2 separate regions of the Homo sapiens genome follow, and region 1 is linked to region 2. Evidence: read pairs that join two places in POLR2A ChIA-PET (ENCODE). Cell type or tissue: GM12878. All regions are shown on one strand. Links, peaks and the distances in the headings refer to the core of each region. The heading gives the core; the rest is flanking DNA. Region 1 overlaps RFX3 (regulatory factor X3). Region 2 overlaps RFX3 (regulatory factor X3).

What was found. ChIA-PET counts read pairs that join two places held together with the same protein. Peaks named below come from ENCODE experiments on the same cell type or tissue, not always from the same donor. Only the 100,000 strongest peaks of a DNase experiment are listed, where the experiment ranks them.
Region 1: POLR2A ChIA-PET joins it to region 2 with 6 read pairs; 2 of 35 experiments call an interaction of 5 or more read pairs at or near these places.

What each region holds. Positions count from the first base shown.
Region 1 is chr9:3,278,523-3,294,617 of GRCh38, reverse strand. It overlaps RFX3 (regulatory factor X3), which reads left to right. Exons shown (of 17, transcript NM_001282116.2): 6 at 1,360-1,541; 7 at 6,368-6,487. Among named protein-coding and RNA genes, the nearest start is that of LINC01231, 100 kb to the right of the region's middle. RefSeq lists an enhancer at 2,913-3,714. In GM12878, for the core only: no CTCF peak of the experiment used is centred there; a DNase peak (open chromatin) is centred at 13,016.
Region 2 is chr9:3,364,285-3,380,379 of GRCh38, reverse strand. The region is part of intron 2 of RFX3 (regulatory factor X3); the gene reads left to right. Among named protein-coding and RNA genes, the nearest start is that of RFX3, 150 kb to the left of the region's middle. In GM12878, for the core only: no CTCF peak of the experiment used is centred there; no DNase peak of the experiment used is centred there.

The DNA of each region.
Region 1 (16,095 bases), core at 8,052-16,051, 91 kb after region 2:
TTTTAAATTAAAAGTCTGAAAATTCAGGTTCTAAGTTTGATTGCAAATCTTAAAATATGTAAGTAAAATGGAGAAATTTTTTATTTATTTAAATGTCCATATTATTTTTAGCATTTCATTGGAAATTCCTAGAGGACAAGGATGAGATCACATTCATTTTTGCATCACTAGATGCCTGGCACATTACTTGGCTCATGGTTGGTGCTCAATAAATGAATTCTTTGGCTTCTATAATTTATAATAACTTGAATTGCAAGTTAAATGTCAGCTCTTTATTACACCTGTCTTACATATGGCATGAAAATTTTTGTTGACACAAGTAATGTGAAATATTTACTGCTTTTGTGAAACATTGGTCTGGAGTAATCAGGAAATGTGAATTGGAAACCAGACTCAGGCATGGAGACAATATGTGACTTTGAGAAAGTTATTTAAGTCTATTTCAGTTCTGCTTTTATAAATAAATAAATGAACAAAAGATTTAATTTTGTTAATGTTAAAATTCAATAATATAGACTTGGATTCAATTTTCTAAAATTTTCTTGTACATTCAGTGCTTTAAAGATTTTTTTGTAATGTACACAGGATAACATAAAACTTTAGAATGTGAACATAGACTGAAAAAGTATTGTGTTACCAACTATCATTGCAGTGTGCCTTCCAGAATAATGAATAAACACAGTTTTGAGGTAGAAAAATTAAAATGGTTGTAATAAATGATTCCTTTTCATTACATGTAAACTCTTTGCCAATGTCTTGTCAGTTTATTTTCATTTGGGGAAGAAACGACTGAATTTTGTCTTTTCTGCTTTCAGAATCTGTCGCAGTAGACAATATTGTTATTATCTAGTGGTAATTTGAGATAAATTAAAATTCTATAAAAAGGAATGTAACTTTAATATAAACACTCATACCAGGCAGCCTGCTGTTCATATGTTATAATAAGCCAACACTAAAGACATACTGTTTACCATGCTACCAGGCTTGGTAACATATTTTGTTCTGTGGCAATCATATTTCTGATATTTATGACCAGTTAACGGGATTATTTGAACTCCTTGAAGTGGTGTCTATTTTCAAAATTGGAATCAATACAGGGAAAATTAGTATGTCTCTACGTGTGCTTGAATATTTGAAGAAATGGATATTGTCTGAGATCCTTAGTGATGTTCAGCTATTTACAGTGTTTCTGAGCGTTTTCAAAGGCAGATTACCACCTTCTGAATTATAGCAGTTTACTCTATCATAAGACTTGATGAAGAACTTCTAAGTATTTCTGTATGTTGCATTTGCAGTGTCTTGTAGAAATTTTGGCAAATTATGTGATTTGTCTGTGTTTATTGTGTCTTATTTCCCTAGCTCCAGTGGCTGTTGGACAATTATGAGACAGCAGAAGGAGTGAGCCTTCCCAGAAGCACTCTGTACAACCACTACCTTCGACACTGTCAGGAACACAAACTGGACCCAGTCAATGCTGCCTCTTTTGGAAAATTAATAAGATCAATTTTTATGGGGCTACGAACCAGGAGATTGGGCACTAGGTTAGTATTGAAAAATAAGATCATAAACTAATCTCTCTTTTTCAAACTAGGGCAATTCAATATATTGTTTAAACAAAAGTACTTGATTACAGACAATATATAAGGAAATACATAGAATGAGCTCAGTTTATAACATCCCCAGGAAAAGGAAAGGACATTATTCAGTGACTTCTTTCCAAGCCACAATTATATGTTGTCTAAAACATGAACTGAGCAAAGCTTTGAGAAGAGCTGATTCTCAAACTACATAGAAATTAGCAGACCAACCTGTTAATGCAAGATTTGCATATGGTGCTTTAAAACACACACAAACACATACACACACACACGCACATAAAAATGTATTCTCTTATTGAAAGAAATCATACTAATGATGATGAGTTAAGTGACATAGTAAATGGAAAACTATGTATCACTTGACTCTTGAAAAATTACATTTGTCTTTATAAATAACTGTTGGGATAGAGTAAGAAACTAAAGCAGTTTTTTCATTTCATTTCTGGAGGCCAGTTAAAAATCATTTGGTAAACTTGCAAAATATTGTTTAAATTCCTCAGTGATGAGATAGCTCTATTTTACCTCTTATTAGCCCCTACTTTTTTTTCTGCTCTTAATATGAAACCATGTGTATGTGGAAGGAAAAACATAGTATAGTTCAATTGAATTGAAACAATGTGAAGAAGTTGTTTCTGGTTTTTCTTCCTTTGGAAATAAATATGAGTGTTTTCACTAACCAAAATATCATGAAAAGAATACTTAGAACTCTGGGGCTTCATTTTTGTCTTTCCATATTTCTATAAATTATCATAAGATAAATATTTTAAGTAGCTGGACAGAAGGATATGGATGTTTTTAATTTCCTAAATCTTATAGAAATCACATAAAAAGTTAAAATAGAGATACTGTACTATACAACATTAGGTGATATACCCTTAATTAGCTATAAAGCACAACTTCAGAGTATTTTCGTAAAGAGTTTTTTTTTTTTTTTTTTTTTTTTTTTTTTTTTTTTTTTGAGATGGAGTCTCACTCTGTTTCTGTTGCCAGGCTGGAGTGCAGTGGCACGATCTCAGCTCACTGCAACCTCTGCCTCGCAGGTTCAAATGATTCTCCTGCCTTAGCCTCCCAAGTAGCTGAGACTACAGGTGTGTGCCACCACGTCCAGCTAATTATTGTATTTTTAGTAGAGATGGGGTTTCACCATGTTAGTCCAGATGGTCTCCATCTCTTTTGTGATCCACCTGCCTCGGCCTCCCAAAGTGAAGAGTTTTTAATCTTAATAAAATAAACACAGCCTTCCTTAGTAATTGACTTCATTAAAAATGTATACCAAAAAGAGGAGTGAGTGTTGTAGGAAGAAAAGATTGATCTTTTTCTCACCACCACAAGACTCATGGCTAGGACCCCTATAACGAAAGATTAACAACAGAAAAGGATACAAATTTGTTTAATATAAGTTTTACATGACTGGGAGCTTTCAAAAATGATGGCCCAAAGAAACAGAGAGAACTGTATGTATTTTATGCAGTCTGATGAAGTGGATAGTTCTGGAGAAACATGATTGGACAGAAAGGGGTATGATCTAATGGTTCTAGGGGTATGATCTAATGGTTCTAATCTGGGGGAAACTCAGCAAGGTCTGTTTTGTTTTGTTTTGTTTTGTTTTGTTTTGTTTTGTTTTGTTTTTGTTTTTGTTTTGTTTTTTGAGAAGGATTCTCGCTCTGTTGCCCAGGCTGGAGTGCAGTGCCCCAATCTCAGCTCACTGCAACCTCTGCCCCCCGGGTTCAAGTGATTCTTCCTGCCTCAGCCTCCCGAGTAACCCGGATTACAGGCACCACCCCACTCCACCACGCCCAGATAATTTTTGTGTTTTTAGTAGAGATGGGGTTTCGCCATGTTGGCCAGGCTGGTCTCAAACTCCTGACCTTAGGTGATCTGCCCGCCTCAGCCTCCCAGAGTGCTGGTGTTATAGGCGTGAGCCACCGCACCCAGCCCAGCAAGGCCTGTTTGTTCAGATTTTTCTGCATCCCTGTGTCTTCAAAAATAAGAACGTTCTTTTCTGCAAGGTATAGGAGGACCCCTCTGGAATGAGGGTCTCATGACCTATTTTCAGGAGAAAGTAAGCTAGGTTTTATGGCCTGCTTCAGAGGAGAAGGAGTGAGGGGAATTTTTTCTGGTTTCTGTGGCCCGCTTCTGTTGTTTCTTCAAATGCCAAGGTGCCATAGTTTGGGATAGCATGTCCTAAACCCCTTCACTGTGTCAGTTTTATGAGATTTACAAGGCCTGTATGTATTAGCATGAATTATTGCTTTTCTGTAGCATTTTAAGTGATTATACAGCTTTTGGATTGCTGAAGGTTTAGCTCTCTCATAAATATGTTTCCTTCTTTCTGTACTTCAAAAGATAGTATATTTTAAACTGAAGAATGTGATTGTCTATTCACACTAAAGGAATAGTTTTCATTCCCTTGAGAAAACTTTTTGTTTCTATAGTACTTTTTTTCAAAACCACAAAAATCATTATTTGGGGACCTAACCTACTATCTCCTCGCTGGTGGCTCTGTAGTTATGCATACCGTGCCAATATTTTGAAACTCTGGGCTTTATTCAACATTCTAATAGCTGTATTGTTGTCCTTCTTTTGTTACTGAAAGGAATTTCAATGGGTCCTATTTTGAGGCTCCATTCAAACGTTGAAACAAGTCTTTAAAATAGAAAGGGACAAAATTGGGGTTGTTTGGTTTTGTGAATGAGTAGAATCCATACTCTGTAAGTACGTATTGCAATATTGCCGCTTTTACTTTCTGATGTTCTGGGTTCCTCCCACCCCCAACTAGGTAACAATTATGAATTATGTCTCCTGTTTTTTTTTTTTTAATTGTATGTAGTGTTTACAGTTATGTTTGTGAAGCAAACCCTAGAAAAATAAGGAGAAAATAAGTACTATGGAGGGAGTTTAAAGAAATGAAGTGCTATGAAGACAGAATTCTAATGTAAAAAAACTGACAATTGTAGGAGTGAGGTACTAGACATTCTTTCTACCATAGAAACTGTTTAGCATTTACTTTCTACTCCTAATCCAAGGAACAGATGGAAAATTAATATAAATCATGAGGCAAATTAAATACTTTTTTTTAAAATGAACTATATGTAGAACTATTATTAATATTATCTATCAATAAAATAATCTGGTGAAACCACTCAAACCAGAACCAGATCTTTTCTAAAGTTTTTGGACCTAAGTAAACAAAAAGTAAATCAAATCACTGTTTTAAACAAAGGCAAATAAAAAGGTACCTTTTATTAGATCCCATCTCCAAGTTAAATTTGAGTAAAGAAGACCATGGATATGCTTCTCTCCCCCAACCATTCCCAATGAAATAAAAAGAACCTCTCCCTCCCAACCCAATTAAAATGTTAATTTGTAGGAAACCAAAAAGAAACTCAGCACTCCATCTATTTGAGGTCTCACAAGAGAGACATCATTTTCCTCTGTAGTTTTGTCCTGTAAGTAATGTCTCCTGCTTCCTACCGTACCTCTACTCCCTACTGTCCTCCAGCTTGTACAGGAGAACGCCACAAATTGGGTATGTGGAATTTTTTGGTTTTGCTTATTGCACCATTCTGCAGTGGATTTTTGAGACAAGATCTAATCTCTGCAAGTAGAAGACCTTTCTTTACGGGCGTTAAGTTTCTCTATCTGCTTTATTGTGCTGAAAGCATGTAGGTATTTGGATGCCCTGCATTTTTTAAAAACTGGCAATATAATTTATATAGTATAATTTTAATGTCTTCAAATATATATAAGGTTCATTTAATATATGTTTTTAAATCTTGGAAGTGCAATTCTGCTCTATTTTTATAAAAAATATTTAATCCACACTCTTCTTGCATTTCTTTTTGTAAATGGAAGAAAAAATTGGAAAAAGTGCTGATGTATTGCTATATATGGACTTGTGAAAAACTACTATTTTCTCTTTGCAATAATTTACATATTTAAAATGATATTTTGCAAGAATTTGCAAATTCCATTCAGAGCAAAACTTTGTCATTTCTAATAGCAAACATGGTCTTTCTCATGAACATGGGGAAATTGTGACATTTTTATTCCAGGTGGAAATTTGCCATTTTCATAGAGAAATTTCCCCATCTCTTCTGTGACAAATCCTGTTTAGCCTGCAAAACTAACACAAATCCATAAAAACAGAAACTAATAAAATGTGTTTCAAAATCAACAGATTAAAGGCTTACTTTCTTTTTAGGTTTCAAAATATTAAGTAAGTCTTTACCACAACATTTTGTAACAGACAATTAAGTTATCTTACTTCATCATCACTGAAGTAAAGAGAAAAATGTCAAACTTATCCAGGAAAGTAGAATTAAGATTTTTTCTTTGTTCTATATACATGCTTTACAATAAATACGTATTCCATTGACTAATTTTTATTGGCCTGTTAACTAATTTTTACTGGCCAAAAACTTTTTTCCTATCATTACCCTTCTTAACTAAATTTAAAATAGAAATTTGAAAATGGAATGTAATTTGTATGGAACAAATGGACTGTTTGACTAATATTTAAGTGGAAGTTTATAAACAAATATTTTTAGCAGGGCCTTTAGCTGATTGATTTGGAATCTTATTTTGATTCTTCAAATTTTATCACCATAAAAACATAAAAGTATTCAGAACAGGTTAATCATAAATATGTAACATTAACTTACTGTTTTTACCAAATTTTTCCAAGTGTGAAGTTTAATGGACATCCCATGTGATTAATATTAGTTTGACTGACTTTTGTTTCTAATGTTTCTTGTTCATTAATGAAGAGGAAACTCCAAATACCACTACTATGGGATTCGTGTCAAGCCAGATTCCCCTCTTAATCGTCTGCAAGAAGACATGCAGTATATGGCTATGAGACAACAACCCATGCAACAGAAACAAAGGTAGACTCTGAAGTTATCATTGATGTGTCCAAGCTATGTATTTCTTAGTTGTTCGGGTCTCCTTTTTTCTGAACAAATACCTAAGTATAAAAGAACGTTCTTATTGTTGGCATGCTTTCACTACAGATAGTTCTTAAATATGATTTAGAATTTCAGTGATCTCGCCTGTTTTCCAAATTTTTAAAAAGTACTTATCAGTCAGCCGTTTGGCCCCTTTTAAGTGTGACATCCCAAACTGTTCAGACAGGGAAATGAAACACAAAACATAAGGAGCATACCCAAGCAAATACCAACTGGAGAAATTTGTTTCAGTATTCATGAGCTTCTGACTTGCTATTCTGCACATCTCTCAAGTCATTCTTTTTGACACAGTATGAATTCTTGCAGAATGTTTGGGATGCCTTACATTTGCTTTGAATCCAACTTTCATAGATACAGAATTGCTGATATTAGAGTTGTAAGAGATCTCAAGCATTCATGAATGGATGGATGAATGATGGATGGATGGACGTATGGACGGATGGATGGACGGATGAATAGAATCATAGATCTTAGATTTGAAAAATATGTCAGTCTAGTCTGGCTTTAAAACCTTATGACAATCAAAGCATTAATAGTTTCTGTTTTTTCAGATGAGTCCCAGAGAGGTTAAATGATTTGCACAAGCACAAAATAAAGTTGCATAGCTAAGGGCCTTCTAGTCCCATGTGACTTATGTCACAATTTAGAGTAAACAAAATGAAAAAATCCTTTCCTCTTTACCAGCATAGCTCAACCAAGACAGAAGTTATGATTTTTCTTTTCAAGTGAGCATGCAGAATTAGGTAGGAGAAAGGAGGCCTCTGCATAGGTCCCAGTGTAATGATCTGTAGTGATTAGTTGCCTTGGCCACATCTCCCTATCCATGCTAGTTTAGTCAGAAGCATTAACTCTAAGATAATGTCTGAGAAAAGAATATATCACACAGTAATTTTATACTATTTAGTCAGCCAATACTGATGTTAAGCCCTGCATGCAGAGATAAGACACAGTTCTTATGTTTGAAGAGTTAAAAAATTAGAAGGGGAGGCACATGGAGAATGGAAAAAAAATGGAATACAGTCTGGGAAGTGCTAAAATAAAACTTTGATCAAGGAACTATCACAATACAGAGGAGTTTTCGGCAATATCTGGGAGAAAGGGAGATTGGGAAGTTTCTAGAGAAAGTGCTCTTTGAGTAGGAACTTAGAGGAGTCATAAAAAGAGAAATATTGAAGCAGAAGGAAAATTCACCTAGCGGTGAAGTCCATGATGTCTGTGGTAAATGGTCCATGACATATTTATTGAGGCTGGTATTACAGAAGGAGAATCAAGGAGGTGGTTGAGTAGTTTAGTGGGAGATGAGATCTTAAAAGTAGTTTGGATCATATATTAAGGGATTTGCTTGTATGTAAAGCTAATAAGTTTGTTCTTTGTGCAGAACATAGCTTTGAAGCTATGTAAGGCTTTGAAGCAAAACAATGAAACTTTGATTTTTTCTAGAGAGATGACTTTTTGATTTTGGGCAAGACATATTTAATGGAAAGAGACTGGAGGTAAGGATCCTTGTTCAGTGGCTTTTTACACAGTCATAATTTCCAGTGTAAGTGCACCAGACTGAAGACTCAGTTCAAGGTTGGCTATTATATAAAAGATATCTTAAAGGTTTTAGATTTTTTATTACAGATTCTCAATCTTATTTTTTTATTGCTGATTCTTATTTTTTGATGTGTAGCCAGTGAAAAATAAGAAGGGCTCTGAAAAAAATAATAAAATAAATTATAGAATAGTACCTCATAGAGTTGGATAGTACCTCATAGAGTTTGTGTGAGTTGCAATAAATTGTTACTATTTTGGGTTATGATTGCTTTTTGCATCTGTTAATGGCAGCACTTGTAGCCTTTACTTTTTGGTGTGATTTCTGCACTCATGCATAGCACCACTACACAGTGGAGATGATGGTGAAATCAAGAAAAAGAAAGTTTGCTTCAGAAATAACATATACTCAAACTTAAGTATGAATAAAAACTTAATAAATTATACCTAAGACAGTTGAAGCCCATTATTTGACTGCAAGGAATTTCCTGTGATTTAACTGCCAGGAATTCTAGCAAGCTTTCATAGAAATAGAAGCCTTCAAGGGACATTCTTTATAAAAAAAACCTGAGTTACATAAGTAAGGCCCAGTACTTTCTGTGGTCTCCTCATGAAACAGATTCTATAAAGATTAGCAAGCCATAAAAACCTCTGCATTCTCAGGATAGTGGTACTTGAGTTTGGAAACAGATAAAATATGGAGACATTTCAGAAATGATATAAGAATCTCAGTAGTATTAATAAATTGAATTTGATTCTTATTTCTTACGAAACAGGAATGTGAAAGAACCAAAGAAGTACTGAAACTTCCTTTAATTTGTTGTGTTTTTTTAATGATACAAGTTTAGGATTATAGACAGTTGCTCTTAAAATGATGTCTTGCTAACTGATTGCAGTGTTACTGTTGCCAATTGCATGGGCCTCTCTTATAGGGCAGCAGGAGTCTTCTGTGGTCTCTCTGAAGGAATCTGTCCACTGACAACATTGATAAGCCTTAACTGAAACCAGTTACCCTGTTGTGCAGAAATATTTAGACAGGAAAGAAGGAGTTTCTTTTCATGGGTGTGGACATAAACTAATTTAAGAATATTTGTTGAAAACAGTGGGAAAAGAACTTCTTAAAAATATATTTTATGGCTTAAAAAAATTTTCAATTTCAAAATTCAAATGATTCTACTGAATACAGTAAAAATTATATAAAGAGACTGCCAGTCTCTTGTAAAAATACAAATGACATGTGAAAGGTTTAAAGTATAAAATAGAAGATATTTCAAAATATTCACGTTGTTTGAATACTTGAAGGTTTATTAAATGCATCCATGTGTGCTTATCTTTCATAATGTAAATTTGTTTTATATGTTCTTATAGTGAAGAAATGCAAGTCTATGCAGTGATTATTTTGTTAATTAAATATAACTTTTGGAGCTCAATTGTACATTTTTCTCATGAATTTGGAATTATAGTCATTGTAGGGATAAGAATGATTATTGTTTTTATATAGCTCACAATTTCTTGAGCTCCTTTATACAAGGTGTCACTTGAAGGTTTGATGGGGTGGTAGAGGAAATCTCCATTTATCTATAAATCCAATTCCCAGCAATACCACTGTATGGAACATAGCCATGAGTCGGAAAATAAATGTAAACAGCTTCTGATTGGAAAGCAGATGTCATAGAGCCTGCAGTTTCAGTTAGTTGAAAAGATAAAGCCATTCTCAAGCCATTTTACCTAAAATAAAGGAGATTAGAGCCCACTTGATTCACAGGCAGTCATGAACTATGACAGCTGCCAAGAAGAAATACAAGTAGACAGGGTCTTCTGTTTAAAATTATTCAGTACAACAGTTTGTGGACACTCCGTGGAGGGGCAAATGGACCTAGGCACTCCAGTAAATATTTCAAATATCACTCTAATGACTAAAATCTAGCCTAACACAATATAACAACTGCTTTGCATATTGATGGCATTATGGGTAATCAAGGGGAGGTAAAATACCATGGTTAAGGAGGCAGGAGACTGTGTAACAGTTTTTTTAAAAAAAACTTCTATTGAAAATACTTCATATGAAAATAATTTTTTTGCACTAAAATGAAGTAATCTTCAGTTTTTGACGAAATGCACTCATAGACTAATTTGTTTACCCTAATTTAGATAATAAGTAAGTTAGATTATTATAGAGCAAAAAGGACATCAGTAATTTCCACCTCTTCAAACTAAGTAACAGTATTTGCTGCAGTTTATTTTTGATAATGAAAAGAAGTACACAGAGAGTATTGGCATGTATATTTTAGATATTTTTCCAAATTCCAGTAGTAAAAGCCAAATGCTTTTGTTAATATGCTTGGCTGTGTTTGATCCCAGTAGCCATTCTCAAAATATTAAATGTCATTTATCATTTCTTCAACAAATACTTATCAGTTGTTATTTGCATACACAATCTGTCAATCACATCTAAAAGACATAACACAGAATCATAGAATGTTAGAGAAGGAAGGAAGAAATCACCTAGTCCAACTTATCCTGTTGATGAGAAAACCGAAGTCCATAAAGGTTAAATAACTTATCCACAGTCATATAGCAACCAGGTTAAGAACTCTTGTCTTTATTCTCATGAGAATTCCACCCTCAAAGAGGTAAGATAACCCAAACAGAAATACACGTAATAAAATTTTTGCATATGAAATAAAGGGAGAAATCACATTTTAATGAGTATGTTTCAAGTAACTGAGGAAATGTGCCACCTCCTGCCTCTTTGCATGGTCTCTTCACAGCAATTGGATTCTGTGAAAGAATAAACCTTTCTTTCACAGGATGTGAAGTAAGAATGTCACTTAAGAAGAGAGAAGAAGAGGTCATTTGGAAAGATGGTACAGCAAGCCTACTTTTGTTTTGGCTGTAGATAGATGTAAAAGCATGCACGTTCTTTTAGAAGTGAGAGAGGAAATTTAAGAACTTTTATCATTAGATGGCCTTTCTTAATATAGGGTTCATAGACTAGTTAAACGAACCCTATATTTAGAATTGGAAAATGGGGAATTGAGTACAGGCTACATAGGCACTTCTGCAGAGTGTATGACTTAACTTCACTGAGCCTCAGTTTCTTCATCTGCAAAATAGAAATTCATAATAGACTATCTCACAGATTGTTTTGAAGTTCAAGTGGAATAACGTATCTGAAAATTTTTTTAATAACTGGAAGTGTTAAAGTGTTAGATAATTATTATTAGGATCATTATTATATGATGAGCACTACAGAAAAATATCTTTCTTATGGGATATTTAGTGTTTTGGAGGAGAATGAAGCCTGGCAATTGGTCAGATTGGGCTTCCATTTCTCTATACCTCTAGGCTAGTGGTTTCTAACTTTGATTGATGTTAATAGTTTATCATTCCTTTCCTAGACATTAATTCCCTGGTGATGTAATGATAATCTTTTCTATTGAAGAGAGGAGAAACATAAATAATCACAACTCAATAACTACCAAACTATAGTAATTTATGTAGTTTGTTAATAATAACAGTCACCACTTATGCTCCTGAGTAGTATTTGTGGAACATTTAAAATATTTTTCAGTAAACACATTACATGCAAGATCTCATTGGCAATTATATTGTTACTTACTGATAAGGAAACTGAGGACCACTTAATTTTGCTGTATTCAAGAAGCTCACTAATTTATTTCTTCCTAGATAGAACCTCAGTTGCCTTTTTTGTTGTTGTTATTGTTTATCTCTTGGCATCAGATGGAGCCAGATTGTCATTCTTCAAATAAAGAAGGTGGGAAAGGGTAAGAGATAAAAGAAGTGTCATGCATACTTGTAGCAAGAATATATCAGTTCTATACAGCTAACCATAAACCACCTATGCTTAGAGGACTCAATGAAGAAATTCATGAGATCAGAGAATCATGTCTGCCTCTTTCAGCACTGCATCCTCAGCACCTGGGAGAGCTCTAAGCACATTGTCGGTGCTCTCTAAATATTTGTTAAATGAATGAATGACCCACAACTCTGATTTTCGCCAGCAGCTTCAACCTCCTCCTTTACCTGCTGCAGTTAACATATAGCCCATTTCAATTTAATTTTTTCCACCTCTTCTTGCCCGATTATAGATGTAAAGCTAATGAAGAGACAAATACTCAGAGAGCCACCAACAAGAATGGAAGAGATGGAATACCTATCATTAACCAGCATGGTTGATGTTAGAAGTCATTTGCATATATTATCAGTATATTCAGTGTAACATCAAAATTAGCTACTATTCTAAAAGAGTGGAACTCTTCATATTTACTATTTTCTTCTGATCCATTAGCGTTTATATCACTTGGTTCATTTCAGACATGAAGTCATCTAAAGACTTTCTGGGACAGTTTTTTCCAAAGAGATTACAAGATTCCAGTAGAAAATTCTAGCCTCCTGCCCTTGTTCTGAGCTCAGTATTTCAATTTATTCATGCAAATAAAATGATTGTGTAATTTCTGGAATTACAAAACATAATGATGTCTCCTTTTGCCTATACAGTTTATATTTTGTGTTTGCATGTGCATTTTTCAGCCACTTTGAAAGGATTTTCCAAATGTTTCATTTAATCTGTAGAAAATCCTTCCACCTGGTGCTGTTAGTTGAATGTAATGGTAAATATATACCATTCTTTGCCTTCCATTGGACTGTTTTAGTACCCATGTGTGTGGGATTGACAGAATATTACTTTTACAGTAGAGTTACAACTGTCCAAGTCCTAAATAGCAGCTGTGACTAACCCCATGGAGGAAGATTCCTAATTATTTTCTAAGTTTTCTGTGTTAGTGACAGGTTTTATGCATACAGTCAGCTATTAAAGCATGAGAGTTTCTTTTATTTCTTAATCATTAACAACTTTAGCACTGATTACCCATTGAGTTGCAAGCTGTTAAAATTATCATTTGCCTCTTACTAATTTTGAAACCAAGTGCTGTTTCATTATTTGATAAAGCACAGGTCTTTCTCAGAGCACACTCAATGAAAGAGTACTAAGAGTTTACTCTGGGAAAACCAAATCTAAAAATAATTAATTCATAAAGTAAATGGAAGTAAAGGGAGGAAAATACTCTTAAATATTAAAAAGTTCAGTATTTTTAAAGGATTCAACAGGAAGGTTTTTGTTTGACTTTTTTTTTTTCAATGGAAATCTTACCTGTTTTTTAAAATTTATTATTCTCCTGATATGGTAGATTTGATAAAGTTTATGGTGATTATTTTATGAAGAGTATAGAGAATCAGAAAATCTACAAGTCATGTTTCAATGCTATAATGTCAGTTGAAATTCAACCAAGGTTAACATAATGTAGAATTACTATGTAAGCCAATAGAATATAAAAGACATCTTGGAAAAATTATATTTATACCCAGCATTTTAAAAACCATGTGCCTATAGTGGCCTACCCATAATACAGTATGTGCTCAATAAATATTTGTTAAATTGATTTGATATATATACAAAATCAGTTGATGATATGATAAAATCAAGCATGTTACCTTAAACATTTATTCATTCAAATATATTTATTGTACATTCCAAATATAGTTTATTGAGAAAAGTTAAAAATTAATGACTTATTTTGTTTAAAATGATGTTTTTCTAATATTAATTGATGTATTTCTACAACATTGGGCTGAAGGAATCTATTTGGGACCAACAGGCTCCTGTGGATTAGGCTGTACTACCTACTTAAGAAATACCTCAGAAACTTGTTAGAATAACCAGTTCCTAAGCTCCATTCTCAAATATTTTGGGAGTGGATCTAGGGTGAGCCTAGGCACCTGAATTTTTTGAAAAACTACCTAGATATTGATATGCACTTAGATTTCAAAAGCAGTGATATATAATCTACAACCACTGTTTCCAAGAAGAATCAGTTGCTACTGGTATTTGTTTAGCCTGTTTTTAATGTGATTGTTCTTGACTTCCTGTTAAACTCCCTCCTTCTTTGGGAAGACACAAACTTCAGAGGTGAGGGTAGGGGTAGGATATTTTCCTTAGTTAGGGTACCTTGAAAATGAGGATCTAGGCTTTCTCAGTCCAGTATTTCTGATTTCTGGGGATTTTTTCTAAGTTCCAATCCATTGCCAGACAATACATTGTCGATATACCATGACATGATTCATTACTTAAAGCAAGAAAAGCAAAAGTTATCACTACCTGGAAGCTCTCTCATACTTACAGGCCCACATTAGCCCTCTTGTACATGAGCTGTATTCCATATTACCATCTTGATGTCATTCTTTATGGCACAAACCCATCCTAAACTTTGTCCCTAGACCTTTTCCCAGGAGGCATAACATATGCTTCTGGCTTGCAGAGGTCCTGTAGCCAAGCAACCAAGAATGAATGCACATAGTGTGTCTTTGCTCAATCTCTGTCCATCTTTCAATCCACTATTCACCGTGCTACCCTTACTCTTGTGGTTAGAATGAAAAAACACTCATTTCCAAGTTCTGATATATTTTCTGTGTTTTTCTTTATTTCAACTGTGTATTATAAAATCTTTTCCTAAGTACTGACCTGCATAGTTTCTCCAGAATTTACCAACTTACCTCCTTCTTTGCCCTAAAAGTTGATCTTGATGCATTTTTCATCTCCCACATAATATAGTTTATCTCTAATTAGTGTTTCCCACTCAGTATCATTAAGTATAATCATATGTTAATTATAATGCATCATGATTTTGATTCCTTATTAAAAATATAATCTCTCCTTTCATTAGGAACTTTCATTTGCAATACTAACAGCTGTCTCCATCTTCCTAAGGAAGCAGACAATTTTGCTTGTAGGCTATAGTATTCCTAAGCATTGTGCGCAGTTAGATTGTGATGTAACATCTGTCTTTTGAAAACTTACAGTCTAAGTGGAATATAAGTCATTTTCTTTTATGGTTAAATTCCATTTGCCCTTGATATTTGTGCCTATTAAGCACCTGTAGTATGTTAAATGCTTTGTAGGACAAAGAAATGTGGCAGAGCATAACTGGGCAAAGTCTTGTAATAATTTTGCAATCCTGTATTAAAAATTAATGTAATTGAAGTCTATTGGAATTATTTTCATTTTTTCCTCCTCCAGGGTAAATATTAATAACTCAAATTCCTTTAACCACTTTTATTCAAGCTCTGTGAATCCCAAACTCCATTAACTTAAATGAAGAAACATGGTTAAACAATTTTAGGCTATTTTATTAATGAGACACAATTCCATAGCTGAAAAGGGGAAGCTAAAATCAGTTGAAACTTGGAATGAATCAATAAGGAAAAGAAACTTTCCTGAACAAAATAAGGTTAAAATCATTCAAGTCTGCTACAACAGAATGGCTAGCAACTGCTCTGCCGCACATGTACACAAAGTGCTTTTTTGCCTCATGAAGTTTCTTTGCTTCTCAAAGATGATTCTTTAAGGAGGAAAAAAAAATCAGAAAAACATTAAATTTTTAATAAACAAGGCATCTAGCACATCACAACACTAACTCTTCTGTTATATTTGGATATGGCCCCAGTTGAAAAGTACCTCCCAGAAGGTTTTTCCATTAAGTAAAAGATTAGATCTGAGTTCTTTTCTCTCATTAGAAAACAGCAATCAATTTTTTTGTAATGAGGAGTCATCACTAAAATTATATTCATGAGGATGAAGAGTGCTGTACTGATTTCCAATCTCTTCCCCCTCTGACTTTATTTTTTGTTTTTCATAGTTGTTTGTAAGATACTGTCACATAAGAAATAAATGTAAATGTCATTATGAGAGATTTGGCAATTATTTGGAAAATTTCATTTATCTGAGTTGCAATTGATAACATCCAAGATTGATTCATTTCCTAAGGCAAGCTGAGCATTAGTTTGTATGATGTTCTACCAGGTTCGGTGACTTCATATTTGTTGTCAGCATGCAGGCATCTTTGAGTATGTCCTGTTCACATATTAGGGTCATTGTTATTCATAGTAACTTCATATTAATGATGCAGTTGAATTTT
Region 2 (16,095 bases), core at 2,711-10,710:
GTCTGAGGTATACATAGGGGATGTGGGAGCAAAGAGGTGAGTCAGTTGGTGGGAGGAGGAAGCTGTGGGAAACTTTCTAGAGAGGGTGGTACTTCTTCAGGGTACCACCAGTCTTAGTTTTCTTATCTTTGAAATATAATTTGCCCATAATGAGGCTGGGTGCAGTGGCTCATGCCTGTAATCCCAGCACTTTGGGAGGCTGAGGCTGGTGGATCACCTGAGGTCAGGAGCTCAAGACCAGCCTGACCAACATGGTGAAACCCTCATCTCTACTAAATACAAAAACTTCACCAGGCATGGTGGTGCATGCCTGTAATCCCAGCTACTTGGGACGCGGAGGCAGGAGAATCGCTTGAACCTGGGAGGCAGAGGTTGCAGTGAGCTGAGATCACACCATTGTACTCCAGCCTGGCAACAAGAGCAAAACTCTGTCTCAAAAATAAAAAAAATTAAAGTAAATAAATAAATAAATAAATAAATAAATAAATAAATAAATAAATTGCCCATAAGTTATAAAGGTCAAATGAAAAAATAATTGATGTAGTGGTGCTCTGCAAACTGCAAAGCGTTTTACAGATATAAGTACAAATTATTGATCTGTATGTCACATACTCTGCTGAGAACTGGAGACATGCAAATGGTTGCAAAGAGTAGTGTTTCTCAAAGTGTGGTATATGGATGTATTCTCAGTTATCTCTGTGTGTGTGTGCAGGTGTATGTGCTTATTTAGATAAAATTTTTAATGAAACTACAAATTGAATCTATTAATAGATGAGCTGAATAACCACATTATAACTGAGATTTCCACTCAATTTCAGTGTGTTTCATATTTGCCTATGATCTTTTTCATTCTAGGTTAAACTACTTTAATTGTCTTGCACTAATGAGGAGAAAGAGAACCAGTCTTAATATGAAAATGTTAAAGCTAAGTGATATCACAGGCAAATTGAATAAAAAAAAAACCCAACTTCATTGTACTAGTTGGTCCCACACTGTCATTGTTTATACCTTGCTTTATGTTTGCTTATGTTTTAATAATATTTTGTGGAGGTCAGCAGTCATGACCCCAGGGAAGCCTTCTTGATTGTCCTATCTAGATTAACTTTCCTTTATGCACTCTCCTAGCCCATGTACCTTTCCTTCACAGACTTTTTCATTAGTATGGTCTTAATTGATTCAGGTAATTAGTGTCTCTCCCCAAAACTGTAATGTACATTGATGATCCAGGGACCATGTCTCCCTTTGCTCCCACTGTAGTCCAACCTTGCATGCACTATGTCTGGCACATAATGGGTCCTCAGTAAATGTTTGTTGAAATAATGAGTGAACTAGGTTATGACTGAGTTGCCTTCTAAATTGACAGTAATTTATTTACATGTTTAGTGTTGAATATGTACAGGCACACACTCCAATTTTTAAACTATAATTTCTGAATAGCGTAAGCAGTCACTATCTGATGTATCCAAAATGGAGCATCTCTATTCTAGGTTAGTGCAACAAGACTTACTAGAATATGAGAAAGAAGGCCGGGCATGGTAGTTCACGCCTGTAATCCCAGCACTTTGGGAGGCTGAGGAAGACGGACCACCTGAGGTCAGGAGTTTGAAACCAGCCTGGCCAACATGATGAAACCCCATCTCTACTCAAAACACAAAATTAGATGGGCATGGTGGAGCATGCCTGTAACCCTAGCTACTTGGGAAGGTGAAGCAGGAGAATCGCTTGAACCCGGGAGGCAGAGGTTGCAGTGAGCCAAGATTGCACCATTGCACTCTAACCTGGGTGACAAGAGTGAAACTCCATCTCAAAAAAAAAAAAAAAAAAGAAAGAAAAAAAATATGAGAAAGAAGTGTTAGAATTTTTATTTCTATTTATTTTTACTTAAAAATAGGAGATATAGCCAAGATATAGAAACTTATACATATCATATATATGAATGAGGCATCCTGAGGGGCGAAAAATGCAACTTGTTTGTTACACTTTCCATTTTCAGCAAGGTGGATTAATGGATTATGTAGTCTGATTTTAAACTAACTTCATAATATTGACAAGTGGCTTAAAAATTTTTCCACATATAGCTTACAGATTGAAGATTGCATTAATATTGCAGGCAGAAACAAGAAAAGGGCAGAATGAGTACCTGTCCAATTCTTCGACAGTCATGTAACAATTTGAAGATATTACCTAAATAAGAAGTTGGCTCTAAAATTCCAAATACTAAGATTTTTGACACATGGATTTATGTCTATTGTATGTATTATTTTCAGTGATGAATTCTTATCCAAGTGTATATTGTGCTGTAAAATTAACTAATGAAGTTGCCTCAATGAACAGGATACTTAAATATTTGATCTTTAGTTTTTATTTTGTAATTCCTATTTTTGTATGTTTTGTAAAGTGTATACTTATATTTATACACTAGAACATGTATATAATTTATAAGTAAATATTTTTAACTAAGAAGCAAACATAATAAAAAAATTCAGAAACTACCGAACTGAAAATTTCTAAGTATAATTTACACGCAATAAAATCCACCTATTTAAGTGTACTGTTTGATGAGTTTTGGCAAACATATATACCTGTATAAACATCACCAAAGTCAAAATACAGAACATTTTCATTACCCCAAATACTTCCCTCTTCTTTGTTATTAGTACCTTTCCTCTCCCATCCAAATTCTAGGAAAATACTGGTCTGCTTTCTGTTATTTAGATCGCTTTATATTTTCCACGACTTTTATTTGAATTTCCAATAAATGATGTCATACAACATATATTCTTTTTTTTATTATTATACTTTAAGTTCTAGGGTACATGTGCACGGCGTGCAGTTTTGTTACATATGTATACATGTCCCATGTTGGTGTGCTGCACCCATTAACTTGTCATTTATGTTAGGTATATATCCTAATGTTATCCCTTCCCCTCACCCCATGACAGGCCCCGGTGTGTGATGTTCCCCTTCCTGTGTCCAAGTGTTCTCATTGTTCAATTCCCACCTATGAGTGAGAACATGCGGTGTTTGGTTTTTTGTCCCTGCGATAGTTTGCTGAGAATGATGGTTTCCAGCTTCATCCATGTCCCTACAAAGGACATGAACTCATCCTTTTTTATGGCTGCATGGTATTCCATGGTGTATATGTGCCACATTTTCTTAATCCAGTCTATCACTGATGGACATTTGGGTTGGTTCCAACTCTTTGCTATTGTGAATAGTGCTGCAATAAACATACGTGTGCATGTGTCTTTATAGCAGCATGATTTATAATCCTTTGGGTATGTACCCAGTAATGGGATGGCTGGGTCAAATGGTATTTCTAGTTCTAGATCCCTGAGGAATCGCCACACTGTCTTTCACAATGGTTGAACTAGCTTACAGTCCCACCAACAGTGTAAAAGTGTTCCTATTTCTCCACATCCTCTCCAGCACCTGTTGTTTCCTGACTTTTTAATGATCGCCATTCTAACTGGTGTGAGATGGTATCTCATAGTGGTTTTGATTTGCATTTCTCTGATGGCCAGTGATGATGAGCATTTTTTCATGTGTCTGTTGGCTGCATAAATGTCTTCTTTTGAGAAGTGTCTGTTCATGTCCTTTGCCCACTTTTTGATGGGGTTGTTTGTTTTTTTCTTGTAAATTTGTTTGAGTTCATTGTAGATTCTGGATATTAGCCCTTTGTCAGATGAGTAGATTGCAAAAATTTTCTCCCATTCTGTAGGTTGCGTGTTCACTCTGATGGTAGTTTCTTTTGCTGTGCAGAAGCTCTTTAGTTCAGTTAGATCCCATTTGTCAATTTTGGCTTTTGTACAACATATGTTCTTTTGTGCAAGCTGGCTTCTTGCACTCATCATAATGTTTTGGGAGTTCATCCATGTTATTGTGTGTATGAGAGGTTTTTTTATTGATGAGTAATGTTTCATTATACCAATATTTATTATAGTTGGTTTATCCATTCACCTATTGTTGAACATTTAGGTTGTTTCTGGTCTCAAACATTCGTATATTCTCAGGGCATAGGTTTTTATTTCTCATGGGTAAATACCTAGGAGTGGACCTGTTGAGTCCCATGGTTAATTGTTTGTTGAACCGTATAAGAAACTGCCAAAATATTTTTCAAACTGGTTATACTATTTTATATTCCCACCAGCAGTATATGAGAGTTCTACTTGCTTGACATCTTTGTCAAACTTGGTATTGCCAATATTTTTAATTTTAGCCATGCAAATGAGTTATATAGTGGTATCTCATTGTGGTTTTAATCCGTATTTCTCTGATGACTAATAATACTATCTTCTTATGTGCTTATTGACCAACTGTATATCTTAATATCTTTGCCTACTGAGAGCTTACTATTCTTCCCTTTCTACTTTTATTTAAAGTAGTAAGTACCTAATTTGTGTATAATTTTTTTTTTTTGGAGATGGAGTCTCGCTCTGTCACCCAGGCTGGAGTGCAGTGGCGCTATCTCAGCTCACTGCAACCTCTGCTTCATGGGTTCAAGCGATTCACCTGCCTCAGCCTCCTGAGTAACTGGGACTACAGGCGTGTGCCACCATGCCTAGCTAATTTTTTATATTTTTAGTAGAGGCGGGGTTTCACCGTGTTAGCCAGGATGGTCTCGATCTCCTGACCTTGTGATCCACCCGCCTTGGCCTCCCAAGGTGCTGGGATTACAGGTGTGAGCCACCATGCCTGGCTAATTTGTGTCTAATTAAATGGATTTCTATAATACACTCACATAGGTGTAAGTAACCTTTTAAAATTGTAACTTAAAACCAAGGAAAGCAAGAATAAAATAACTTTAATAATGAAAAAGTAACATAAGTGAGGTCATGTTTTTGGTAAGAAATAAATGGAATACTAAAAATGATGTGAAATTTGTTTAATTTTAGAAATCTTATCAGCTTGTATTGAGAAACCTGGTAATATATGGTTAGATGGTATGCTAGTTTGAATAAATTTAAATGTGGCCGCAGCATGCCATGGACAGAGTTAGATAAGACAAATAAGCTACATCATGGTGTGGTCTTGCTCACTGGGATCAGAATCAAAGTAAAATGGCAGACATGTGCACAGCTCATCCTGATAGCTGTCTGACCAGAGTGTATTATCAGGCGCACTCCTATAATTCTGACTGGGAGTTAATGGTCTTCATAGTGGAGATGACAGCTTTGGAAAGAGATCAGTAGTAATCTTCAATCTGAAGAATTTTGTATTTGACCATAAGATTTTCAACATTTAGGTAATACTTTAGTGAATCTCTGTAGAGAGCTTGAGTAAATATTAGTCACTGAGGCTCATTTGTTGGATCATAGAGATTAATGTTTATAATGTACATACTGCAAATAGTATGGATAATATTTATGGGATAAATAATTTTTTGTTCTAATTTTGTTCATGAACCTTGTATCATGACAATGATAAATTACGTAACTGTTGTTAATGCTAATTTGAAGACTGTGGAGCTGGAAGAAGTCTTAAATGTTATCTACTCCAGTTTTTTTTTTTAACCTGTATTTTTAAAAATTATGGTAAAATACAAAATTTACCATCTTAACCATTTTTAAGTGTACAGTTCAGTGTGTTAATTACATTCACATTGTTGTGCAACCAGTCTCCAGGATTCTTTTCATCTTGCAAAGCTGAAACTCTCTACCCATTACAATTTCCCATTTCCCCCTGGTAACTGCTGTTGTAATTTTGTTTCTATGAATTTGGCTTCCCTAGTTGCCATATAAGTAGAATCATACTGTATTTGTCTTTTTGTGATCTGTTTATTTCAGTTAGCGAAATGTCCTCAAAGTTCATCCGTGTTGTAGCATGTATCAGAATTTCCTTTTTAATGCTGAATAATATTCCATTATATGGATATATACCACATTTTGTTTATTCATTCATCTTCCCTTGGATACTTGGGTTGCTTCCACCTTTTGGCCCTGCCCTTGTGAATTATGATGCTATGAACAAGCTGTACTATTGGGAATTATGATGCTATGAATGGGCTGTACAAATATCTCTTTTAGGCTCTGCTTTCAATTATTTTGAGTATATACTGAGAAGCGGAATTGCTGGATCATATGATAATTCTATTTTTAAAATTTTGAGGAGCTGCTATACTGTTTTCCATAACAGCTATACCATTTCACATCCCCACCAACAGAGCGCAAGGGTTCCAATTTCTCCACACCCTCACCAACACTTATTTTCTCTTTTCTTGACAGTAACCATCCTAATGGATGTAAAGTGGTAGTTGTGGGGTTTGTGTGTGTGTGTGTGTGTGTGTGCGCGCGTGTGTGTGTGAGACAGAGTCTCACTCTGTCGCCCAGGCTGGAGTGTAGTGGTGCCATCTCGACTCACTGCAACCTCTGCCTCTCGGGTTCAAGCGATTCTTCTGCTTCAGCCTCCCGAGTAGCTGGGACTACAGGCGCATGCCACCACTCCTGGCTAAGTTTTTGTATTTTTATTAGAGACGGGATTTCACCGTGTGAGCCAAGATGGTCTTGATCTCCTGACTTCGTGATCTGCCTGCCTCTGCCTCCCAAAGTGCTGGGATTACAGGCGTGAGCCACTGTGCTTGGCTGGTACTTGTATTTTTAAAAGTCTGTTTTTCTTTTTCTTTCTCTCTTCCTAATCTTTCGCCTTCTCCTCCTCCTATACTTTTTGTCCTCCTGCTTTTGGCAAACAGGTCTGTATATAAAATTGATCTTCCCAGAACTTCACAGAACTGGGAAACCTAGAGCTTCACCTTTCCTTATACCTTTTATTCCTGAAGGGGCCAGGAGGAGAACAGAAGAGAAAACACAGATCTCTTTGACTTTCTTATTTTAAGGCTGAGGAAACTGAGGCCCAGGGAAATGAAGTGCAGCCACACAGGCAATTAGGACTAAAATTTTTAATTCTCTATTTAACAGTTTTCTTAAACTACATAGGTGTCAAAGAAATCTTTAAAGATCTCTAATAATTTTTTCTGGGTGGGAGTGTGAATTAGCTTTCTCAGGTTACCTAGAAAGATATTGTCTGAAGTGTGGAATGTTTATTCTTTTGGGATGTGATGTGATTTTAAGTGGTCTTAGCTGCCAAAAGATGGACTTCCGTTGATTTTGGAAAAGAGCTTTAAGAAAATGTTGAATTGCAGAGTGAGGAGTTTATTCCCTCATCCATTCTCTCTCACTGTCTCGGAGTAGTCAGTGAGGTCAGTTTGGTGCAGAGTATCTATAAAGCCTCATGAATATTTGCTAGTCTTCCCCCATACCTACTGACACACCTAAAAATAGGGAGTAGTATTCAAGCTTAGAGATACAAACATAGAGATATGGCAACGAATAGTTGGCTAGTACTAAATACCTGTTTTGATATTATTTTTAGTTTTGTATTATAACAATGAAAGATGGAAGATAGTAGTTTACCATTTTTTCTTGTGTTTGCAACCTTTTTTCCAAGAGATTTAAGTAGAAAATGGAAGAACTGTTAAGTACATAAGATACGAGGTGAGGCCAGGCACAGTGGCTCATGCATGTAATCCCAGCACTTTGGGATGCCAAGTTGGGCGGATCACTTGAGGTCAGGAGTTCAAGACCAGCCTGGCCAACATGGTAAAACCCTATCTCTACTAAAAACACAAAAATTAGCTAGGTGTGGTGGCGGGCACCTGTACTCCCAGCTGCTCGGGAGGCTGAGGCAGGAGAATCACTCGAACCCTGGAGGCAGAGGTTGAGGCAGGAGAATCTCTCAAACCTGGGGGGCAGAGGTTGCAGTGAGCCAAGATCACACCACCGCACTCCAGCCTGTGTGACAGAGCGAGACTCCATCTCAAAAAAAAAAAAAAAGAAAGAAAGAAAGAAAGAAAAAAAAGATGGCAGGTGCTACATGGAGATGGCATATATACTGCGTTAGTTTGGGTACTAAAGAAGCAGACTCTGGTACAAAGATTTAAGTACAAGTAGTTTATTTGGGAGGTGATCCCTGGAAATAGTGGTAGGATATTGGGAAAATCAGACAGAAAGGGGCTTTATCCAATACAGTTTTTCTTATTATATAAGATACAGCTGTGGATAATTATCACAATGGAGAAATCTGGGGAGCCAGTATTATCCCACATCTCAGAGTTATCCCACTTGAGGGATGAGGAAGCCTCTGGTGTTTATACACGTATTTCTGTTGGTCATAGGCAGAGAGATACAGGGGTGGTTAATTTCCTGGTATTGCTAGCTAATGTGATGGTAGGCAAAGAAGGTATTAGGGTACCAAGAAATCTCTCAGGCAAAGAAATACAGTTGCTGTAGTGAGAAGCTTGGCCGGTGTACACTGAAGAGGTAAGGGTGAATGTATACAGATTTGGGGCATGTAATATTTACCACTTAGGTATTAGAATAATGACTACCTTAGGTAATCTCTATTGTGGCTAAACATTTTCAAAGATATGAATTTATAGCCACCTCTGTTATTAGGCTGTAAAGTGTTGAAACTGTAAAGGGAATTTTTCTTGGTACCTAAACATAGTCCTTCCAGTTGCTACTTGAGTTTGTTTTCAGATCCTTTTCTCAATGGGCAAAGTACTGAAAGTGTCTGTTCCCATAGTATTCCTTCCTCTATTTGAATAAAGACTATTATTACTAGCCTTCTGTTCTCTACTAACCCAAATTATTTTAGGTTTTCTTTGTTATGCCATTTCTCAATCATTTAGTAATTTATGTTACTCTTTCTTGGACTTCCTGTAGCGTCTTTTCATCTTACTTAAGTTGATGAGTCTATTTTCTATAGCTGCTTTTTCAGGATAATACAATTAATGAAAAGAAGTCTTATATAATTTAAATTTCTGGCCACATGTAAAACTTCATAATTTATTAATTATCATCATTTGAATAGTAATTTAAATGATTTTAGTTATACAGATCACTGAAATTATCCCCAAAGTCATAGCATATCTATATCAATTATTTGATAGTTATTGTAATATATTTTAGAGCTGCGTAAGCGGAAACACTTATTTAATCCTAAGTACTTTGCTCTAATATAAAGTATTAAAATTAAAGAGTAAGAATTAATTGTGCTGCTAAAGAAATGGAATTGGTTGCATGATTTTAAAGTATCTAAATTCATTTTGCTTTATCTTAACTCCACTGGCAAATAAAAAAGGGCTATTGCTAGCACTATGAACAGAGACATCTGAATTTTTGAAAATGGAAGCCGCTGTAAATGATAAACAGGCAACCCTGGTGTTTAGAGAACTTACCCTTGATAGCAACTAATAATATTCCCTTGCAGTTATACACATACAATAGTGAATAAATTGAATGACTTTACTCCTAATTAGTCTTTCCTGCAAATATTAAATAATTTAATAATATTTTGCTTTTTTTAAAAAAGGATTCATCTTATGTTACAACAGTAATTTCAAGAGTCTTTGCTTTTAATTACATTCTTGGTCATTACTCCCACAGATATTTTGTCATTCTATTGTGGCCATATGTCATTATGAGAAACTTAATACATTACTGTTCAGTTTTCTGAGAGGAAACACCCCACATCATAGACACATGCACCAATTTGAATTACTTATCTGGACATTGTAAAGTAAAATACTTAATCTCAATTTGCAGTTGTATAAGCATGTATTTTATATAGTGGAGAAAGGAGAAATATTTTGTATACTTTTTTGCTTTTAATCTTTAGTGAGCTATAATTTATTTACAGTAAAGTGCACAGATATCAATTTATGCAGTTTATTATGTTTTGAGAAGTGATTGTGTAACCCACACTTAAATTAAGGCATTTTTATCACTCTAGAAAACTTTCCTCTGGCTCGTCCCAATCTCTACCCTCCCCATCCCTCGATCCCAGAAACAAACACTGTTCTGATTCACAGATTATATATATATATAATTAATAGTTTTTAAAAAATAATTTTTAAAAATCATGTACTTCATAGAAGATTTGAAAGGATAGAGTTGTAAATTTATTGAAGACTGTTTTGAACCACAGAGTAGGCAAGGGACTGAATATTGATACTATGGTTGGAAAAAGGAATCATAAAAATATATTATAATTTCCAAAACTACTTACTTTTGAATAAGTATTTTGTTCAGTTTTCTGAGGATAAATAATTAATATTGAATTGAACCCTATATATTACCTATGTGTACTCATTGGATAACTTGCTCTAGGGATCATTTAATTTTTTTTTTTTTTTTAATAATTTGAAACATCCTAACCAGCAGTCTTAAAAAAACTGCTCTGGGCTGGGCGTGGTGGCTCAAGCCTGTAATCCCAGCACTCTGGGAGGCCGAGGCGGGCGGATCACGAGGTCAGGAGATCGAGACCATCCTGGCTAACACGGGGAAACCCCGTCTCTACTAAAAATACAAAAAAAAAAAAAAAAAAATTAGCCGGGCGTAGTGGCGGGCGCCTGTAGTCCCAGCTACTCGGGAGGCTGAGGCAGGAGAATGGCGGGAACCCGAGGGCGGAGCTTGCAGTGAGCGGAGATGGCGCCACCGCACTCCAGCCTGGGCGACAGATCAAGACTCCGTGTCAAACAAACAAACAAACAAAACAAAAACAAAAAAACAACTGCTCTGTAAATCTAATTCGTCATTAATTGAGCCCCAAATTAGTCATCAGCAATTTGTGATCCATTTCTTTAGTCATTTGTTCTTGGCTTCAAAATATCATTTGCTTTCGCTAGTGTAAAAGTATTCTTTAAGTAATTATCTGATTTGTTGTCAGTGCTTACAAAGCTTTCTTACATCTTCAGAAGCAGTCCTTTTATGGTAGAATTTTAATTTCTACCATTTCAATTACTTTTATTCTTGTAAAATAGCATATGGGTGGAGGTATGAAGTAAGAAAGTCATGAAATAAGGAAAAATAGAACTCCTTTATTTGGAAATTTCTATGGTCTGAATGTTTGTGTTTGTGGACAAAATTTATATACTGAAATCCTTACCCCCAAAGTGATGGTATTAGAAGGTGGGGATTTTAGGAAATGATTAGGTTATGAGGATGGAGTCCTTATGAATAGGATTAGTGTACTTACAAAAGACAACCTAGAGAGACCCCTGTCTCCATCCACGTGAGGACATAGGAAGAAGGTCAGTCTATGAGCCAGAAAGCAGGCTGTCATCAAACGTTGAATCTGCCTTGATCTTGAAATTCCCAGCATCCAGACTGTGAGAAATAAATTTCTGTTGTTCGTAAGTTACCCAGTTTTTGCTGTAGCAGACTGAACGGACTAAAACGAATAGTTCCAGCACTCTTCACTGTCTTCCTATCTTTTTCTCCTGGTGTGCTATTTGCCTTTGTGATTTTTTCCTTGGAAGCTCAAAGCTACTTGTCATATTTCAGTTTGTATCTGCCTCCTTTCCTTCACCAAATCCTTATTAAGGATTCCCTCTGTACTATTAATAGCAATTGTGATAAGTAGTAAAGAAGAAATAGACATTGTTCCTGACTTTATGGAGCTTACTTACAAAATAAAATTATCTTTCTCTCGTCTACATCAGAATTACCACTGTTTTTGCAAGGAAGCTAGTTATACTAAGATGTAAGTGGATGACAGAACATTGAAATTAACTCTGTCATCCAGTTCACATTATAAACTACAGTACTTAGGAGTCATTCTTTGTTGAAGGGTTCCAGGCAGGTGGGTGATAGATTTTAGGTGGCTAGGCATTCCCAGTGACTGTCAGTTGACTGAAACTTGTTACAGCAATGTGCAGGGACACTTTGGTAATTAGGTCAATAATATCTTTTGTTTACTAAGCCAAAAACCACGGAGATGTCAAAGAAAATCAGTTAAGGAAATGATATCCCTGTCTATCTTATTGGTAAGACCATTTTCTTATCTTTAAATTATTTCAATGCCCTTTTACTTTTCTCTATATTTTTTAAGATTCTAAAACTTAACTATGTTGTTCTCAGTCCTCTTGAAATTGAAACCATTATCTTTAATATTCACTAATTTTTTATTGCTTTACCTTATTTATTCTTTTGTTTTAAAAATGTCATACAAGTGCCAAAGGGAACACATTTTACTAAAAAGGATTCAGATAGAATAGAAACACACAAACAAAGTGAAGCTTATTTTATTTTGTCTTGTCATCCTGGTATCATTAAAATTTTCTTTCAATATATCTTTTTTTAAATTATATAAATCAGCTATATATCAGTTTGGATTTCTCTAAACTGCTTTCAGAGTAATATTTCTTAGAGTATGATAAGTTTTAGAAAGGTAATATATTATGCAATAAATTGCATTTTCACTTAGAGGCAGAAGATCAACAGTGGAACAATTTATGCTAGTGGAACTGAGATTGTGGATTAATTCCTATTTTACCAAAATATTGAATTCTCTTGTAAACATTGTAGTCACTGCATGTATGTAGCTAAAATACTGAAATAGCTCTGGTTATCTTATATATCCTAACCTCTTGTGAAATAGATTTTCAATTCTAGGGATTGATGATAGCATTCTCCTAAATTTTCATGTGATACTTTACTCATTGACTTTGAGATTTCGTCTTGTCCTTTGATATTTTTAGTTTTCAATTTGCTTGTAACTTAACTATTCGAACTTTTTGAGGAAGAATTATCCTTGTATTTCACCAAAGCCTTAACATTTAGCAGGAAATTAAGGATTTAGGTTGTTATGTGTGTTACTCTTAATTAGGGAATGTCAATGAAAGTAAAAGCAAAGAAAGGGGAAGTGGTTCCGAGTGTATTTCCTTTTCCCTGGGGAATTCTGAAAACCCATGGAGGTGTAAAATGTTGGTAACAATTCCTTTGGACTCTGTCTGGATTAGTTTCTTCTTGCTGTGTATCAAATTACAAGGATGTAGTAGCTCAAAACAACACCCACTTATTATCTCACAATTTTTGGAGGTCATAAGTCTGGGGGTGCTTGATTGAGTTCTCTGTTCCATGTCTCACAAGACTGAAAGTAATGTGTCTGTCACATGGGGCTTTTGTTTAGAGATCCTGGGGAAGGATCCATTCCAAGCTCATTGAGTTACTGGCAGAATAGCAGAACTAAGGCCTCTGTGTTATCTTGTTGGCTGTCTGATGGGATCTGTTCCCCACTCCTAGAGGCTGCCTGCTTGACTTCTCTTGTAGCCCCTCCATTTTCAAAGCAACAATACGGCCTTATGTATTGACTCTGACTGCTGCCACCAGCCAGAGAAGCACTCCGCTTTTAAGGACTCATGGGCTAGAGCAGGCCTACTCAATTTTAACGTCAGCTGTACCATATAACGTAAGATAATCATGGGAGGTATTTTTCATTGTATTCACAAGTTATAGGAATTAGAGTTTCTAATCTTGGTTGAGGGGGAGGCATTTTTAGAATTCTCCTTACCCTACCACTTTGAAATCTATTATCAATCTTCATAATACTTTACTCATAGCCAGTGAGGTAGAGTGAAGCATATAACTCACATATGAAAGGGCATTAAGAAGGCCTAAATTTTAAAATGAGAGTTTTGCTACAAAGGATATGGGGAAACTACTACTTTTTTGAGTGGGAATGCTCCTTATTATAAATAATTCATTTATCTCCCAAATGCATGCATGATTTCAATGCAATCCAACTGAAACACCCAGATGACTTTTGAATGTACATAAGAATAGCCAAAAAGAAAGAAAGAAAGAAAGAAAGAAAGAAAGAAAGAAAGAAAGAAAGAAAGAAAGAAAGGAAAGAAAGAAGAAAGAAAGAGAAAGAGAAAGAAAAGGAAAGGAAAGAAAGAAAAAAAAAAGAAAAGAAAATTTGCCAAAAACAGACTAGTGGTAGAGAAAGAACTTGTTTTATTTAATCTCAGAAGATACTATACAGTTATGGTAATCAAAACTGAGTGATATCAGACCAGGAATAAATAAGCACATCACTGTATAAATGAAAACTTAGTTCATTATGTTCTTTAATAGTAAAATAGTTAAATAAGTTAAGCTTCGTCTATACTATGGAGTACTCTAAAACCAAAGTAGTTGGTGCGTGTATGTATGTGCAGACACACACGTATACACGCACTTGGAAACAGCTCCAAAGATGTATTGTTAAGTGCAAAAAAACAAACAAGAAGTAGGAAAACACACATATCTCACCTAGGTTCCTATACTATATGTACTCTCCTATAAAAAGACACTGCATCCGGGGCATAAAATGCTCACCTATGGTGTTTCCCTTGTATTTGTGTTGGGTCCTGTAGCATATTCTCAATAGTGAGCTATGAGCAACAGTACCATGTATTATTTGTGAGCCAAGACATTTAGGAGCTAGTATGCTTCTACAATCTCTCAGCTGCTGCGAGCCTACATCACAGTGACACAACTAAAAGGTGGTGGAACCTCTGTTAACCAGGGTCCCCAAGTGAGCGTGTGGAGCAGGGCCCGCTGCACCACTGACTGCCACACAGACAGCCTCCCAGTGGTAACTCCTAAGTTAGAGAGTTAACTTAGAAACATTTTCTAAGTTAGAGAGGTAACTTTGGAGTTACCACTGGGAGGCTGTGTGTGTGGCAGTTAGTGTTAACTCTCCTAGTTAGTGTAGACACAGTTAAACACATGAGGATGAAATTATTGGTAGGGGGTTGGAGGATTGTATACCATTATCTCTGTGAAGTGGAATAGCAGGAAGTGTGAGCATAAAGGATGCAGTTGCATTTTACTTGGATTATTTCTTTGTTGTCTGAATACTTTATGAAACTGTGTTTATATATAAGTTTTGTTATCAGAATACTGGGATCAGTAAAATGCAGTTCTCCTAAAAAGTAGGTAATATATTAGCAGTTTGCTTCAAAATTAACTTTACCCTTGCTAGAGGAGTATTATGGTTGCTACTCTTTTTCTTTTCTTCAGGGATTTAGATGAATAGTAAGTTGATACAATGAAACAGCTATTTTTGTTTTAATTCATGCATGAAATGTAAATCTCTAAAGTAAAAGTCTTTTGTTGGTGTCTTTATGAAGAGTATAATTTATAGTGTATGATGTGCAGTGCATTATTTTCTAATATTCTGTCTTTTGCAAACTACCTCATGATTTTTTGCTTTATCCAAGATGCCCACTATATTGTTACTTTTTTTTTTTTTTTTTTTGAGATGAGTCTCTCTGTCACCAGGCTGGAGTGCAATGGTGTGATCTCGGCTCACTGCAACCTCCACTTCCTGGGTTCAAGCGATTCCCCTGCCTCAGCCTCCTGAGTAGCTGGGACTACAGGCGTGCAACACCATGCCCGGTTAATTTTTTGTATTTCAGTAGAGACGGGGTTTCACCATGTTGGCCAGGATGGTCTCGATCTCCTGACCTTGTGATCCACCTGTCCCGGCCTCCCGAAGTGCTGGGATTACAGGCGTGAGCCACCACGCCCGGCCTGTTACTTTTTTTACTTAACTGTTTTCTATAAAATTACTTAAAAGAATTAATTTAAAACAAAAACTTTGGACCTAAAATGAAAAGCCAGCATCTCTTGACATAAATATAAGATTTATCTTATATTCATAAAACTGAATATAGTAAAAATTAAATAATACTTATGAGATATGGCTAGCTGCATTTGCTTAAAAAGACCCAGTCCTAAGACCTGCCTTCTCTTAAAAAGTGAAATTATTCTTCAATAGAACGTTGGTTAAGCTTAAGAAGGCTTCAGTTAACATACTGAGGATTGTAGAACCATATATTTCATGGGGATATCCAAACCTGAAGTCAGCAAATGAACAAATCTACAAGCGTGGTTATGGCCAAATCAATAAGATGCAAATTGCCTTGACAGATAACATTTTGATTGGTCAATCTCTTGGTTGAGCATCATCTGCCTGGATGGCATCAACCAAGATATGCCACATCTTGGCATCAACCAAATATGGCATCATCTGCCTGGAGGATTTAATTCATGAGATCTATACAGTTGGAAAGCACTTCAAAGAAGCAAATAACTTCCTGTGGCCCTTCAAATTAACTTCTTCAGGAGTTGGAATGAAGAAAAAGACCGCCCATTTTGTAAAAGGTAGAGATGCTGGCAATAGGGAAGACCAGACAAACAGTCTTGTTAAATGGATGAGCTAAGGTGTATCCCATGATTATTTTTGTAACCTAGTCAATTACTAAAA